Regions from separate parts of the Homo sapiens genome. Here region 1 is linked to region 2. A link is an interaction called in ENCODE POLR2A ChIA-PET data of the cell type or tissue named here. Cell type or tissue: MCF 10A. All regions are shown on one strand.

Region 1 (8,000 bases), 71 kb before region 2:
ATTTATTTTTCCTTGGGGACAGAGAACTGAGTCTGCTCATACCAGTCCCATTGAGACGGCCAAACCTTGAAAGGGGCACAGTCTGAGCACCAGGGTTGGGAGCCTGCAGGAGAAGGGTTGAATTTCCCCAGACCAAATGGAGCTACTGCAGAGCCGCCTTCCATGGAAGGACCCCTGCCCGCTACACCTCCTCTACCCTAACTGTCCCCAATATATTGCCGGTCAGGCTGACCTCCGGGTAATTAGAGGAGGCACCAACGAGGACACTGGCTCCCCGACACTGACATCGTGTGGTCATAAGGAGCAAGGGCAGCAGAGACATGCAAAGGCTGAGAGATGGTATGAGCCCCCTGGTACTGCACAGTCTCGAAAACGGGAAGATAACTAAAATTGCTAATCATCAACTTCCCAACAGCATGGCAGGCATGTGGGGGCTTAAACTCTTCTTATTGAATCCATGAAAATAAAAATGTGACACCACTCAAACTCAAGTGTCAAGGAGTAATTCATACGTGTAACTCTGGTCCCAATATTACTCCCCAGTGTCCTTATCTAAAGAACACCCCCACAAACCTTATCTGTATCCTTAGTCTGTTTTCTTTTTCTTCAGAGCTCATAACCAGAATGCCCTTGTGGTTCATGTGCTTACTTGTTTTATCTGGCTTACATGTTTACTTATTTATTACCTGTCTCTTCCTACTGGAATTTAACTCTATAGAGGTATGGATCTTCTCTTTCTTATGTGCCACTGTATCCTCAGATTTTATTTTATTTACTTTATTTGTTATTATTTTATTTTTTGAGACAGACTGTCGCCCTGTTGCCCAGGGTGGAGTGCAGTGGTGCAATCTGCAGCCTCTGCCCCCTAGACTTAAGCAATTCTGGTGCCTCAGCCTCCCAAGTAGCTGGGACTACAAGTGTGCACCACCACATCTGGCTAACTTTTTGGGTATTTTTAGTACAGACGGGGTTTCGCCACGTTGGCCAGGCTGGTCTCAAACTCCTGGAGTCAAGCGATCTGCCCGCCTCAGCCTCCCAAAGGGCTGGGATTACAGATGTGAGCCACCACGCCTGGCAGTATTCTCAGATTTTAAAATAGCACCTGGAAGACCCTAAGAGTTCAGTAAGTTATTTGTTGAATGAGTGGACAAATAAATTATATACCTGAAGCTTATGGAGCAAAAACTATACTCCGGCAATGTGCTGGGCACTTGATTTATGTCACTTAATCTTTCCAACAATCTAAGTAAGGGGCTATAATTATCTCATTTTATAGATAAGGGAACAGAGAACCCAAACTACCCACCGCTGAGCTCTACTGCCCCTTGCCATTCCTGTTTTCCATCTCACTATTTACCATTTCCAAGAACAATTCCTTATATATCTCCCACTTTTCCTCCTTCAGGTTGGGTCATGCCCCTTCCCCATTTGCTCTCAAAATAACTTACATGTAACCATCATTCATTACAATTGGTGATGGTATCTCCCTCTAAATCCCGAGCTCCCCAAGGTGTTCATGAGACCTAGCATAGGGCCTGGAACAAAGTAGGTATTAAAAACGTTGTTATATGATAGTGACTGAATGAAGGAGTAGGTGACTGTGCTCCTCATCCTTAACCACCACTCCCACTTCCAGTTTTTTGTTTTTCCTTTTTTTTTTTTTTTGAAACATGGTCTCATTCTGTCACCCAGGCTGGAGGGCGGTGGCATGATCTTGGCTTACTGCAACCCCTGCCTCCTGAGCTCAAGTGATCCTCCCACCTCAGCCCCCCAAGTAGCTGGGACTACAGGCACAAGCCACCACATCCAGCTAATTTTTGTAATTTTTGTAGAAATGGGGTTTCATCATTTTGCCAAGGCTGGATTTGAGCTCCCAAGGTCAAGTCCTCCACCCACCTTGGCCTCCCAAAGTGCTAAGATTACAGGCATGAGCCACCGTGCCCAGCCCCTTCTGTAATATTCTTGCTTTACTGCAGCAGGGAACTCTCCTCAGCCCCTCAAGAAGGTCTACCGTGTGCCAGACACAGTATTTGGTGTGGGAAATACAGAAATTAATAAAACTGTCCCTACTGCAAGAGAGTCACAATCTAGTAGATCGGAGGGGGCGTAACCACAAATCCTCACAATCAGTGCAGTTAGCACTAGAGGTGTGCAAGTGGTGCTTTGAGAGAAGGAAGAGAAATACCTGGCCCTGAAACAGGTGTGCTTTACTGAGTTTGGCAGGATAGCAGGGATGACAGTGAGAGCACAGAGCTCAGTGTGACTCAATGGTAGCACAAGGGGAAGTGGTGAGAGATGAGGCTACAAAAATAGGCAGGGACCAGATCACAAAGGGCCTTGAAAATAATTATAAAGAGCTTGGTCTTTATTCTGAAGATAATGGGGAGACACTGAAATATTTGAATCAAGAATGATGTGATGAGATTGGCAGTTCAAATACCGGTCAAGTGAAAGGCCTGAAATAAGGCAGCGGCTGTATTAGAAAAGTGGACAGATTGCAGAGGTAAAATCATTAGAATAGCTGTTTCCATGTGGGAGGGGGATGAGAGAAAGTCCTTGAGCCGACAAGGACTCCCAAGTTTCTCTGTGGATGATGGTATATTGATTTTTTTTGTCATCATTGGTAAAGAAAACACAAGAGGGGGAAATATTCTGAACCATACCTAGTAGGGCCTGCCACATAGTAGGTGTTCAATAAATAGCTGTTGAACGAAATGGAATTTAAAAGGTAGAAGATACTTGCTACTTTTGAAGCACTTTTCAACTGTGGCTCAAGACAGTGGTATGGGGTGTACGCAGCTGGTAGGGGAGGCCTAGGCATGAATGTCAACCGAAAAGTACCCTGAGTAAAAAGAGGGCCAAGAAAGGAATCCTGGAAAACTCAACTTTTAGGAGGTGCCAAGGAAAGAAAAGACTAAGAGGAAAACCATTAGTTGACACTGAGTAAGCACCTACAGCAAGGACTATACTGGATGCTAAAAAAAAAAACACACACACACACTCACACAAAAACAACAACAACAAAAACTGCAACTGTGTGTTCCCATGAGGAAAGTGTTTAAAGAGCAAGTGGTCAGAAGGATATTTCTATGTGTCACTGGAGGCTAGAACCCAGGACTCCGTGGAAACTGGAGAAATTGTACGATTCCAGGTTCCAACATTTGTCTTATTCCTTGTAACTGCCTTCCCACATCCAACCGCTTCCCCATCCCTTCTCACGGAGTCTGGTTCGGGTGAAATTACTTTTATTGATGGTGAGCGCAAGCAGGTGTGAGTGACTGCACCTCTTTCAGAGGACACAGGACTGGGCTTAAGGAAGGGAGGGCCAGAGCGCCCGCCTTGGTGGATGTAGGATTCGCTCCTTATTAGGGCGTGAGTGCTACATTCTGAAAGGATTTATTTTGGGACAAGGCACAAGCACAGGGGAGGCAGGCAACACCAGCCCTCAGGCTACACTCTCCATTTGGAGCAGAGCTTCTTCGGCAGCCCCAGGTCTCCCGGGATCTTCCTCGGTGTCCTGCGGAGGCTCTGGCTCCAGCGTGGGCTCCAGCGCAGGCTGGGCTTCCGGCTGGGCTTCAGCGCTCCGGCCAGGCCCAAGGCGAGGCGGCTTGACCGGGGTGGGCGGTGGCGCTGCAGGGCCTTTCCGGCCCGAAAGGGCCCTTCGGAGGCTCTGTACCTTCTGCAATCCGGTGCGCCGCAGCCGCTGGGCCCTGGACTCCACCGGCTCCTCGTCCGAGCTCTCTCCAACTTCGGCCTCCAGCTGCTCTGGGCCCAGCTCGGACTGGTCCGCCGGGCCCAAGGGCTCTGGTGCCTTCTGGAAAGCGCTGGCTGGGACTTCACCCTCCTCCTGCATGTGACGGACACAGCACTGATCCTGGCAGCTCCTTACCCCCAGCAGCCCGAAACTCACTCCTTAATTACACAAGGGAAACCTTTTACCTCCGCAGCCAGAGTCTGGGGGGAAAGGCAGGCGTGGGAAGGTAAGGGGAGGGAAAGCTGCGTGCGAACTGCAAAACGCTGTAAAGTAGGTGAGGCCTGGTGAGGGGCGAGAAGAGGATAGTGCCCGCAGTCACGGAATGCCCTTTCAACCACCGTTATTTTAGGGATTGGCTGGGACTCAGACCAAATTCTGCGGACGTGGCCTGAGCTAGAGCTGGGCGGGCTTGGATTGGCCAGGCGGGGCTCAGGCGTGAGAGGGAGGGATGGGGCTGGGTCTTGGGAAGTGGGTGCGGCTCTGTGAGTCTGTTCCACAGCAACAGACGGCGGGAGGGGTCAGGAATGTGGGTGTGGTAGGTGGATGGAAGCGGGGAGCCCCCAGCTGGTGGCCCACAGGCCGGCAAAGGCCTCGGATTGGGGACCGTTTGAGGTCACTGACCTTGAAGAGCAGAACGTGGAGCTTCCCGCGCGCCACCAGCAGCCCGTGGTTGGCCTCCAGCCGCTGCACCTGGGCTGCGCGGCGCACCGCGCGCTCTTGGGCGGCGTTGGCGTGCGAGCTCACGCGCTCCGCCTTGGCCAGCAGCTGCGCCAAGGTGTTGCTGGTGGTGTCGTGGCTGCGACTCAGAGCGCCCAGGCCGCTCTGGATGCGGCGCACGGACCCTGCCAGGCCTCCCTGCCTTCGAGCCAGGCCTCCCTGCCGCTCCCGCAGAGTCTCCAGCATGGAGGCCAGCTTCTCCAGCAGGGTCACCACCGTCACGGCGTGCACGGGACCCCCCGCCGGCGCCTCGGGCACAGGCCCCCGCTCCAACGCACTCTCCCTCATGATCCCTGACCGCTCTGCTCCGTCTGCCTGCAACTGCTGGCCGCACTACGGTCAGGGGCCTCCTTTCCCTGGCTCCTCCCCAGCTCCAGCTGTGACTCAGGCAGGCGGAGTTGGCCTTCTGGGGCGGCGGGAGGGCGCGAGGGCGTGGGGATGTTGGCAGCGGGGTCTCTTGAAAGCGTTTCGCCTTCCGCTGTCCCGCGCCGGGGGCCTGCTGGGAAGCCTGTTGGCCCCAAATCGGCCCCCTGCAAACCCTCTCACTCTGAGTTTGAGTTACCCTCCTCCGCTCCAATTCCCTGGTGTGCCTGTTTCAGTTCTCCACTGCAAAGGGCGAGTCACGGAAATTTTTATTTCATGCATCTTAGTGGGCGCAGAGACTGTGTTGGCACGGCAAAGAGATAACCAGAGGGGCCTCCGTCGCCGTCCACTTTCGGCCTCCCACACCAGTGAAGATTGCCCCCAGGCTGGATGCAGGCGACAGGGAGGCCCTGGAACATTCTGCTTACAGATCGCGAACTGTCAAGGCCCGAGGCCCCGCTTTGTGACTTGGACAGGCTGCTCATTGTGGGCTGGCGGGCGGGGCATCCTCTGGTGTTTTCCTAATAGTCATCTCCAGGGTTTAGCCTCAGGCTTCGTTTCCTGCTTCTTTATTTCGTCCTCTTGGGTAGCATTATCTGGTTTCTTTTCTCTAGTTTTCTGCCCTCTCTTTCTTTGGGTTTCACTGGTAAATCTCAGCCGCCCCGGCCCCAGCACCCAAGCTTGGAGGATAAGCAGGACACCTTCACCTCTTTTAAAATCCTTAAAAGCGTTAGACTAGGCACTGGTCTTTGCTTTGATAGAGGTTACTTGGGCTCCTGCCTGACTTTTTTTGCTTGTTTGTTTGTTTCTTGTGTTCTGTGGAACTGCGGAGAGTAAAGATTTGAAATTGCTGCTGCAGAGAGGGAGAGAGTGGGCATGGAGGATCCAGTTAATGATGTGGATTGTGAATTTCTAATGTCAGCAGTTCGAAACATCCCATGCCTTAGCCGGGCGCGGTGGCTCATGCTTGTAATCCCACCACTTTGGGAGGCCGAGGGGGGAGGATCACGTGAGGCAGGGAGTTCCAGACCAGCCTGGGCAACATGGCAAAACCCCGTCTCTACTAAAAATACAAAAATTAGCAGGGCGTTGTGACACACGCCTGTAATCCCAGCTACTCGGGAGGGCTGAGGCAGAAGAATCGTTTGAACCTGGGAGGCAGAGAATGCAGTAAACCAAGATTGCTCCACTGCACTACAGCCTGGAGGACAGAGCAAGACTCCATCTCAAAAAAAAAAGAAAAGAAAAAAGAAAATCCCGTGCCTTGTTTGTAGCAATACTTGGCAAACCGTCTCACAAATGCAAGTAATCCATTAATCCTGATGATCTCTCTCCCTCTTCCTCTTCTCACTGAACCTGTGAGGGCCACTTGTTGACAACTGTGGAAGAAACTTGTGTCACTCTGGAAATAGTTACATGGGCCTGAAGTGCCACAGACGTGGGCAGCTAATGCCAGAAATCTGGTGATGCTAAGCTGATGGCTGATTTCTACAAATACAAGGCCATAAGCCTGACCCCTGCTGCTTAATACAAGAGAAAATAAGCTCTCTTGGGAATCTGGTGGGAATCACCATCTCTTCCAGTGAAACTACATTTACCCAGAGAGATCCATCAGGGATGTACCAGTTAAAATGCTTTCAGACTGAGGGAACAAAAACTCAATTCAAACAGTACTTAGTAACAGGAAACTCAATTCAAACATAATTGAAAAAGAGGATTGGTAGAGTGGTGATTAAGTGTGAGTCATTCACAGCTCCAAATCTGGTTTTCTACAGTTCTCTCCACTGCTCAACTATGAGCCCCATCCCGCACCTCTCACACTCCCCCATGTCCCCCACACACCCCCTACCCATGTGTATGTGCCCACATACGCACAGGTGTCAGCTTCATTCCAGGCCTCACAACTCTGCACAAGATCTTAAAAAAAAAAGGGGACCATCTTAAAATTTAGGACATTTATTTCCCAGAAGCCTCCCAGAATTTTTACACTTGCCTTCCACTGGGTTACATGGCTTTTCCAAATCCAAATTCTATGGCTACAAAAATGACATGCATTGATGGGTTTAGGCCTATGTTCCCTAAACAATCACTGACAAGAAATCTAATAATTGGCTTTTGACAAGTTAGATCAATTCTGAAGTAGAGTAGATTCAGCTTCCCCAGGAGTATTAGGGTGGTATGGGAGGAAAAGTGGATATCTGTACAAAAATCTGGGTACTACTGGGAATGGATATTAATATTACAGGAAGCCTATGAAAGAATCACCAGCTTTGATGAGTGGGGCTAAGGAAATTCAGTGCATTTGGAAGTAAGAAGTACTTGCATAGATACTTGGATAGATTTGGATAGATTTTTTTTTTTTTTCCTGAGACCAAGTCTCGCTCTGTCACCCAGGCTGGAGTGCAAACGCGCGATCTTGGCTCACTGCAACCTCCGCCTCCCAGGTTCAAGCAATTCCCCTGCCTCAGCCTCCTGAGTAGCTGGGATTACAGGCACGCGTGACCACGCCCAGCTAATTTTTGTAATTTTAGTAGAGGCAGGATTTCACCATGTTGGTCAGGCTGGTCTTGAACTCCTGACCCCATGATCCGCCCACCTTGGCCTCCCAAAGTGCTGGGATTACAGGCGTGAGCCACCGCGCCCAGCATAGACAGATATTTTTTTAAAACCTGGTAATGAAGTGGCATTGTTGTCTGGAGTAAATACCCGAGATTGGTTGTGTCACAGCTATGGAAAACTAGGACATGGACACACAAAGAGGTTCAGAGCAGAAGTTGAATAGGCAAAAGAAAAAGAAGAGCTCTCTGCAGCAGAGAGGGGTCCCAGAGAAATGGGTTGCTGGTTCCACCGTGGAATGCAAGGGATTTTATAGATGACCTTAAGGAGGCAGTGTGTCATTTACATAGGGCACAAAAGATTGGTTGGACCAGGTGTGTCATTTGCATACAGCTCAAAAAACTGGTTAGGGCTAGGTATGCCATTTGTATAGGCACAAAAAGATGGCCACCCCCACCCTAATCTTTTATTTTGCAGATGGGTTCTCTACCTGGCCAGTGCCATGTTGCCTGTTTCTTTACTGTAACTGTGGTGACAAAGAAAAGGGAAGATGGAGCCTCCATGTTGAACATACCTGGCCCCCAGGTAGCCCTTTTCTATTGACACAGCT
Region 2 (8,000 bases):
TGGAGACCAAGGTTCTTTGAAGTCTCTTAGTGGCTGCCCTTAGAGACAACAGTCGACAAATGTTTCCTATTCAGACCTTTAAAAGGTGCTAGACTCTCAGTTAATCTCTTCAGGATTGGAGGGCCCAGAAGAAAAAGATCTGTGTTATTAGAGATTCTTTACAGATGTAAATTTTCCCCCATAAGGTACGACTTTGCAGGGCCATTTCAAAATATGGCAAAGTGGCCGGGTGCGGTGGCTTACTCCTGTAATCCCAGTACTTTGGGAGGCCAAGGCAGGCGGATCACCTGAGGTCAGAAGTTCGAGACCAGCCTGGCCAGCATGGCAAAACCCCATCTTTATTAACAATACAAAAATTAGCTGGGCATGGTGGTGGTGGGTGCCTGTAATCCCAGCTACTCGGGAGGCTGAGGCAGGAGAATCCCTTGAATCTGGGTGGGGGAGGTTGCAGTAAGCCAAGATCACCCCATTGCACTCCAGCCCGGGCAATAAGAGTGAAACTCTGTCCCGCCCCCCACCCCAAACCAAAAAACATATATATATATATATATATATATATATATATATATATATATATGGCAAAGAAACATGTTTTGGGGTAAAATATTTTGACTTTCTTCTTTATCACGTAATTTTATGCCAGAGTATGACTGAAAAGGCAGTCACAATATATAGTGTTAAATAAAACCCAACTGATAAGAATTTATGGTTTGTAGGGCATGACTCCCCAGACCCTTTCGATAGGAATTTGAGCAAGATAAGAAAAAATCAGAGCTTAGTCCTCATTAGGAACTGCCTCTTCTTCTCCTTTAAAAACCCACTTGTGACTTCTGCTAATTGGGAGCATATACTCAGGGCAACTTGAATCTTCGCTTCACAGTCTTCAAACTTGGCCCAAATAAACTCTCTACTTATATCAAGTTTGCCTTAGATTTTTCCCTTTAGGTTGACATTTCCCAGAAGTTTTAATCAGATGAAGAAAGCTCCCAGAAGGTTTATTTCTGCATCTATTGAATCTGAAATGTCTTCGGCTTAAAATAATTGTTATACCAACTCTGGTGTTCTGAATGGGTCCCCACACAGCAAAGAATAGAGCCAGAATGTTGCATTTGTGAAAGGAAAATAAAAACTCAGGACTCCAGTTGACTATGCCAAAAGGAAAAAAAATAAACTGAAAACTGAGTCATGCAAGAAGCTGCCTTTCCTTTTGTTCCTAAGCAGATAGCTACAGACAAAAGGTTAAATATTTACAAAATTAGCCGGGTGTGGTGGCACATGCCTGTAATCCCAGCTACTCAGTAGGCTGAGGCAGGAGAATCACTTGAACCCGGGAGGCAGAGGTTGTGGTGAGCCGAGATTGCGCCATTGCACTCCAGCCTGGTCAACAACAGCGAAAACTCTGTCTCAAAAAAAAAAAAACAAAAAAAACACAAAAGGTTAAATATCTCCACAGGCATATTTACTTTATCTTATGTAAAGTGCCAGACGAACACATAATTGAGTATCTCCCTACCTGCTCCTTTTCTCTTGCGACATGTGGATTACCATACCCTTCTTCTTTCCCTCCAGCTCACTTTTCCCCTTTAAATATTGAAGCCCTCAAAATCATCTTTGGAGAAAGCCACAGACCACAGACTGTTTCTGCGATTCCGTGTTTATTTCTTCCAGCCATGTCCTTAACCTTGGCAAAATAAACCTCTAAATTGATTGAGACCTGTCTCAGACATGTTTTGCTTGACACATCCAAATTCCAGTTCCAGCACTTACTAGCTAGCTGTGGGATCTTGAGCCACTTACTTAATCCTACTTTCCTTCTCCGTAAAATGGGGATAATTATAATACCGACTTCCAAATTTGTTGTGAGGATTAACGTAAGGCAGAGTCCTCAGAAAAGTACCTACAGAGGGTTATTCGGGCCAAGGGCCAAGGTTGAGGACTGCGACCCAGGACACACTTGCAAGTTGTCTTGGGGGAGCACTCTGGACAACAAAAGAGAGGCTCATATTTTCAAAGAAAAAAAGATGAATTAGGAGAGGAAATGAATACAAAAGTTGTTCATCAGGAATTCTCATTGTTTACAGAAATAACACTGGTTATACATTGTTTAGCGCTTGGCTATACATTGTTGAACTATAAGGTGTATGGCATTTAATGGCTACTTGGCATAGCAAGTGGTTTCAAGAGATAATTACTTAGCTCAAAGAAGAGTGAGAGTGACTGTTGCTACATTTTAAATGCCTGTCTGGGCCTGATAATTTAAAGGGGCTCATCTTCCTTAGATAAAAAGGTTTTGTTTTGTTTTGTTTTTCATAGTACATAATCTTAAAAATGCATGCTAATTATTACTGTGAGTACTCTATCTGAGATGATGTCCCCAGAACTGGGGGGAAAAAACACTTGTAAAAAATTATCAAAGGAAAGAACTGACAGGACTTGATAGCTCTGAGGATTCCTCAGAAGCACTCGTCAAACAGCTTAGGGTTTAATTGCTATTCTGCCACTTAACTTCTTTGTGCCTCATCCTATCTGTAAAGGAGGGTAATAATAGTATTTGCAGGGACCAAGGGAAACTTTCCCTTCGCCCTCTGAAATTCTGCTGAAAAATCAACCCACAAAAAACAGATTAATTGAAGAAAAGGCATAGAAATTGTATTAATGTGTCCACGGGGAACCACAGAGTGACTACCCACTTCCCAGACGAGTTCAGAAGCTTAGGTGTCATTCAGGCAAAGGGGGTTGTGGGAGTGAGGGGAAGAGGAATTCTGCTGAGGGAGAAGGAATGGATCAGGGAACAGATTAACTAGCACATTATCATGTGAAGGGGTCTGTTCAGGTGTGATTATATTCTTGGTTTTGTAGGGAGGGGAAGAAAAAAACCGTTGTTCCTTTTGATGGGTCTGGACGCTAGGTAACGGCTTTGGGAGAGAGGGCGCGGGAGTAGGAAGGCCAGACACACCTTAAGGCTTAACTTAGTAAGTCAAACCACCATATTTTGGGTATGGATTTCTGAGCCCCAATATAATAGGTACTTCTTAGGGTTGTTGTGAGAATTGAAGATTATTAATTATAAAGTGCCTGGGTTGGTGCTTGGCACATCATAAACAACTCCATAAATGCTCGCTTTTACTGTCGTGGATACACGGAGGTGGGAGACCCAATTGGGTTCCCGCCCATGTTATTGGCCCCCACGGCTATATGGTCTTTACGGCTTCCTAGTCTCTTCACCATCTCTAAGGTTTGTTTCCTCATCTGAATCACAGGTGAGTGATTCTCAGGGTGACTCAAGAGGGCTGGTGCCAGTGGCAGAGCATGGGGAATCGAGGGAAGGCGCCTTCCTGTCAGAGGCAACACACCCAGTGGGAGGATCCTGCCCGCCCTGCTCTCTCCTACCTCCCCTTCCCGGGCTAAACGCTGGGGTCGGTCTGGCAGCTATTCCGGGAATCTGAGCGCGGATTCTGACAAAGGAGACGTCTTCCACCGACCACATCACATGGAGCTCCAAAGCACGAGCACGGCCTCCCGCGGCTGTGACCTCAAGGCGGAGCCCCTGGTGACCTCAGGGAGAGTCCCCACCCCCGCAGCCCGTGCGCCCGGGGCAGGGCGGGGGCAGGGAGAGGGGGCGGAATCGGGGCGGTCCCGGGAGCGCCCCGCCCCCTCCGCCTCCGCAGCGTTGACAGCCGCCCGCCACCGAGAGATCAGCTGTCAGAGATCAGAGGAAGAGGAAGGGGCGGAGCTGCTTTGCGGCCGGCCGCGGAGCAGTCAGCCGACTACAGAGAAGGGTAATCGGGTGTCCCCGGCGCCGCCCGGGGCCCTGAGGGCTGGCTAGGGTCCAGGCCGGGGGGGACGGGACAGACGAACCAGCCCCGTGTAGGAAGCGCGACAATGCCCCGCTACGGAGCGTCACTCCGCCAGAGCTGCCCCAGGTCCGGCCGGGAGCAGGGACAAGACGGGACCGCCGGAGCCCCCGGACTCCTTTGGATGGGCCTGGTGCTGGCGCTGGCGCTGGCGCTGGCGCTGGCGCTGGCTCTGTCTGACTCTCGGGTTCTCTGGGCTCCGGCAGAGGCTCACCCTCTTTCTCCCCAAGGCCATCCTGCCAGGTTACATCGCATAGTGCCCCGGCTCCGAGATGTCTTTGGGTGGGGGAACCTCACCTGCCCAATCTGCAAAGGTCTATTCACCGCCATCAACCTCGGGCTGAAGGTGAGCACTGAAGGGGCTGCAGTGGAGGAGGCCGAAAGGAGTGCTGGGGCTGGGGGCTGGGGCTGATGCTGGTGCGCTGGGCTCAGAATGCATCCCTGATGGAGAGGGTGGCATCTACAATCCATCACTGAGTTTGCTCCCCTTTGGGGACACCCATGGCTACATGCCACCATCACCCCATTGTGACCTTTGTGAAGTAAGAAAATAATGCAGACAGTGCCTGAGGAAGTCAGCTTGCCAAGCAAAGGCCTCATGCCACAGGCCGCTGAGCTAAAGAAGAAGCGATGGCCTGGTGCTGCCTGAGTTACAGGGCAATATCTGGAAGGCAAAGGTGTGCACTGAGCTTGGTGCACTGAGTCCTGCCCAGCCCCAGTTTGGAAATGGAGGCCCAAGGGGTGGTGGCCAGGGGTTGGCCTGGTTCCTCTGCTCTGCCTCTGATTTCTCACCATGCGCTCCTCCCACTGCAGAAGGAACCCAATGTGGCTCGCGTGGGCTCCGTGGCCATCAAGCTGTGCAATCTGCTGAAGATAGCACCACCTGCCGTGTGCCAATCCATTGTCCACCTCTTTGAGGATGACATGGTGGAGGTGTGGAGACGCTCAGTGCTGAGCCCATCTGAGGCCTGTGGCCTGCTCCTGGGCTCCACCTGTGGGCACTGGGACATTTTCTCATCTTGGAACATCTCTTTGCCTACTGTGCCGAAGCCGCCCCCCAAACCCCCTAGCCCCCCAGCCCCAGGTGCCCCTGTCAGCCGCATCCTCTTCCTCACTGACCTGCACTGGGATCATGACTACCTGGAGGGCACGGACCCTGACTGTGCAGACCCACTGTGCTGCCGCCGGGGTTCTGGCCTGCCGCCCGCATCCCGGCCAGGTGCCGGATACTGGGGCGAATACAGCAAGTGTGACCTGCCCCTGAGGACCCTGGAGAGCCTGTTGAGTGGGCTGGGCCCAGCCGGCCCTTTTGATATGGTGTACTGGACAGGAGACATCCCCGCACATGATGTCTGGCACCAGACTCGTCAGGACCAACTGCGGGCCCTGACCACCGTCACAGCACTTGTGAGGAAGTTCCTGGGGCCAGTGCCAGTGTACCCTGCTGTGGGTAACCATGAAAGCACACCTGTCAATAGCTTCCCTCCCCCCTTCATTGAGGGCAACCACTCCTCCCGCTGGCTCTATGAAGCGATGGCCAAGGCTTGGGAGCCCTGGCTGCCTGCCGAAGCCCTGCGCACCCTCAGGTACTTATCGTCCGTGGAAACCCAGGAAGGGAAAAGAAAGGTGAATGAAAGTGAAGGGAGAAGGGAACCTGGGGCATTGTCTCTGATTGCTCTAGCATGAGTCCTTAGTGCTCTTCATTTGGCTCCCCTAATCTGACTCCTCCTTCCCTTTCTACTGTTTTGCCGCACCAGGCTTTTTTTTTTTTTTTTTTTTTAGTTTAGTTTTTGTAGAGACAAGATCTTGCTATGTTGCCCAGGCTGGTCTCAAACACCTAACCTCAAGCAATCCTCCCGCCTCGGCCTCCCAAAATGCTGGGACCACAGGCATCAGCTACTGCTCCTGGCCCTCCCTTTTTTTTTTTTTTTTTTTTTTTTTTTTTGAGATGGAATCTTGCTCTGTTGCCCAGGCTGGAGTGCAGTGGCACCATCTCAGCTCACTACAGCCTCCACCTCCTGGGTTCAAGCAATTCTGCCTCAGCCTCCCAAGTACCTGGGACTACAGGTGCACGCCACCACACCCAGCTAATTTTTGTATTTTTAGTAGAGATGGGGTTTCACCATGTTGGCCAAGATGGTCTTGATCTCCTGACCTCATGATCTGCCCACCTCGGCCTCCCAAAGTGCTGGGATTACAGGCATGAACCACTGCACCCAGCTTTCCAGCCCTCCCTTTCTACTCTTATCTCCAGCCACCCTCCTTCAAAGGTCTGGCAGCATAACCTCTCTATGCCCCAGCTGTGTCTTTGCTCATGTTGGCCCTCTGGAAATGATTTCCCCCTTTTTTTTAAGTGCTCCAGTTTTTCCCACCTTATCCATCCCATGTCATCTTCCCTCTGTGTGGTCCTTGCTTCCCATTCTAGCTAACTCTTATCCCTCCCCCATACTCCTGGAGCCCTCTGCCCTCAGAGTCTTTTGTGTCACACAGACCCAATAATTAGAACTGTTTGGTCTCTGGCTAGACTGTGAGCTCCTTGCAGGTGGGGAAGATGTCATGTATGCTTTTACCCTCCACCCAAATGCCCAGCACAGGAGGACCAGGATTGGAACAAGTGTTGACCTCTCATGTTTACTTTGTTTCAGAATTGGGGGGTTCTATGCTCTTTCCCCATACCCCGGTCTCCGCCTCATCTCTCTCAATATGAATTTTTGTTCCCGTGAGAACTTCTGGCTCTTGATCAACTCCACGGATCCCGCAGGACAGCTCCAGTGGCTGGTGGGGGAGCTTCAGGCTGCTGAGGATCGAGGAGACAAAGTGAGGGCCAGTAGTGGGAACACGGTGGTGCTGGGGGACAAGCAGGCTCCTGTTGAGCTGGAGCACCTCTGGGCACAGAAGTTTTATTTTCCTGGCATTCCCAACAAGTGTTCCCTGGGGATTCAGCTCATGGTCACTGTTGAAAGCCTTCATTCAGTCCCCCTTTCTCTAGCCAGGGCTGCCTGGACCCCTGGATGCCCTGATTACCATCCTTAATTCTCCCTACTAGGTGCATATAATTGGCCACATTCCCCCAGGGCACTGTCTGAAGAGCTGGAGCTGGAATTATTACCGAATTGTAGCCAGGTAGGACGGAGATGAGGGTGGGAATAGGGACAGGGTGAGTGTCTGAAGGCTGAAAATTCCCTTGAGCATCTCACCATCCCTGTTGTCCCATGGAGTGGGGAGGCTCCTCACTAGAACAGGTTGGAGAAAGAGGGCATCCTATCTCCCCAGATGTCTTCCTACCCCTCCCTAGAATCTTCTGAATGTAGTACCTTCTGGCCAGGTATGAGAACACCCTGGCTGCTCAGTTCTTTGGCCACACTCATGTGGATGAATTTGAGGTCTTCTATGATGAAGAGACTCTGAGCCGGCCGCTGGCTGTAGCCTTCCTGGCACCCAGTGCAACTACCTACATCGGCCTTAATCCTGGTGAGTGAGGCAGAAGGGAGCCTCCCTTATCCTGGAGTTGGTGGGATAGGGGAAGGAGGTTGGAGCCAGAGCCTGCAAAGCATGGGCAGGATGTGTGGCCCCTCCCTGGAGTTACCCTTGCTCCTTGCCCCTCCAGTCAGCCCCACATCCTTGCAGGTTACCGTGTGTACCAAATAGATGGAAACTACTCCGGGAGCTCTCACGTGGTCCTGGACCATGAGACCTACATCCTGAATCTGACCCAGGCAAACATACCGGGAGCCATACCGCACTGGCAGCTTCTCTACAGGGCTCGAGAAACCTATGGGCTGCCCAACACACTGCCTACCGCCTGGCACAACCTGGTATATCGCATGCGGGGCGACATGCAACTTTTCCAGACCTTCTGGTTTCTCTACCATAAGGGCCACCCACCCTCGGAGCCCTGTGGCACGCCCTGCCGTCTGGCTACTCTTTGTGCCCAGCTCTCTGCCCGTGCTGACAGCCCTGCTCTGTGCCGCCACCTGATGCCAGATGGGAGCCTCCCAGAGGCCCAGAGCCTGTGGCCAAGGCCACTGTTTTGCTAGGGCCCCAGGGCCCACATTTGGGAAAGTTCTTGATGTAGGAAAGGGTGAAAAAGCCCAAATGCTGCTGTGGTTCAACCAGGCAAGATCATCCGGTGAAAGAACCAGTCCC

What was found. Peaks named below come from ENCODE experiments on the same cell type or tissue, not always from the same donor. Only the 100,000 strongest peaks of a DNase experiment are listed, where the experiment ranks them.
Region 1: POLR2A ChIA-PET joins it to region 2 with 10 read pairs; 3 of 35 experiments call an interaction of 5 or more read pairs at or near these places.

Annotation. Positions count from the first base shown.
Region 1 is chr11:6,315,718-6,323,717 of GRCh38, forward strand. CAVIN3 (caveolae associated protein 3) reads right to left here and starts at 4,784. Exons shown (of 2, transcript NM_145040.3): 1 at 4,376-4,784; 2 at 3,229-3,847. The coding sequence starts at 4,759. The coding sequence ends at 3,446. LOC101927825 (a long non-coding RNA gene) reads left to right here and starts at 3,424. Exons shown (of 7, transcript XR_930998.4): 1 at 3,424-3,980; 2 at 7,868-7,975. RefSeq lists enhancers at 3,460-4,197, 4,741-4,790, 5,001-5,360, 5,371-5,430, 5,461-5,550. In MCF 10A, a CTCF peak has its summit at 321; DNase peaks (open chromatin) are centred at 284, 4,194, 4,834, 5,334 and 1 weaker place.
Region 2 is chr11:6,386,717-6,394,716 of GRCh38, forward strand. It overlaps SMPD1 (sphingomyelin phosphodiesterase 1), which reads left to right and starts at 3,758. Exons shown (of 6, transcript NM_000543.5): 1 at 3,758-4,200; 2 at 4,668-5,440; 3 at 6,500-6,671; 4 at 6,901-6,977; 5 at 7,180-7,325; 6 at 7,482-8,000. The coding sequence starts at 3,883. The coding sequence ends at 7,891. It overlaps LOC124902624 (a long non-coding RNA gene), which reads right to left and starts at 3,640. Exons shown (of 2, transcript XR_007062573.1): 1 at 3,391-3,640. RefSeq lists a silencer at 3,475-3,974. In MCF 10A, no CTCF peak of the experiment used is centred here; DNase peaks (open chromatin) are centred at 3,355 and 3,615.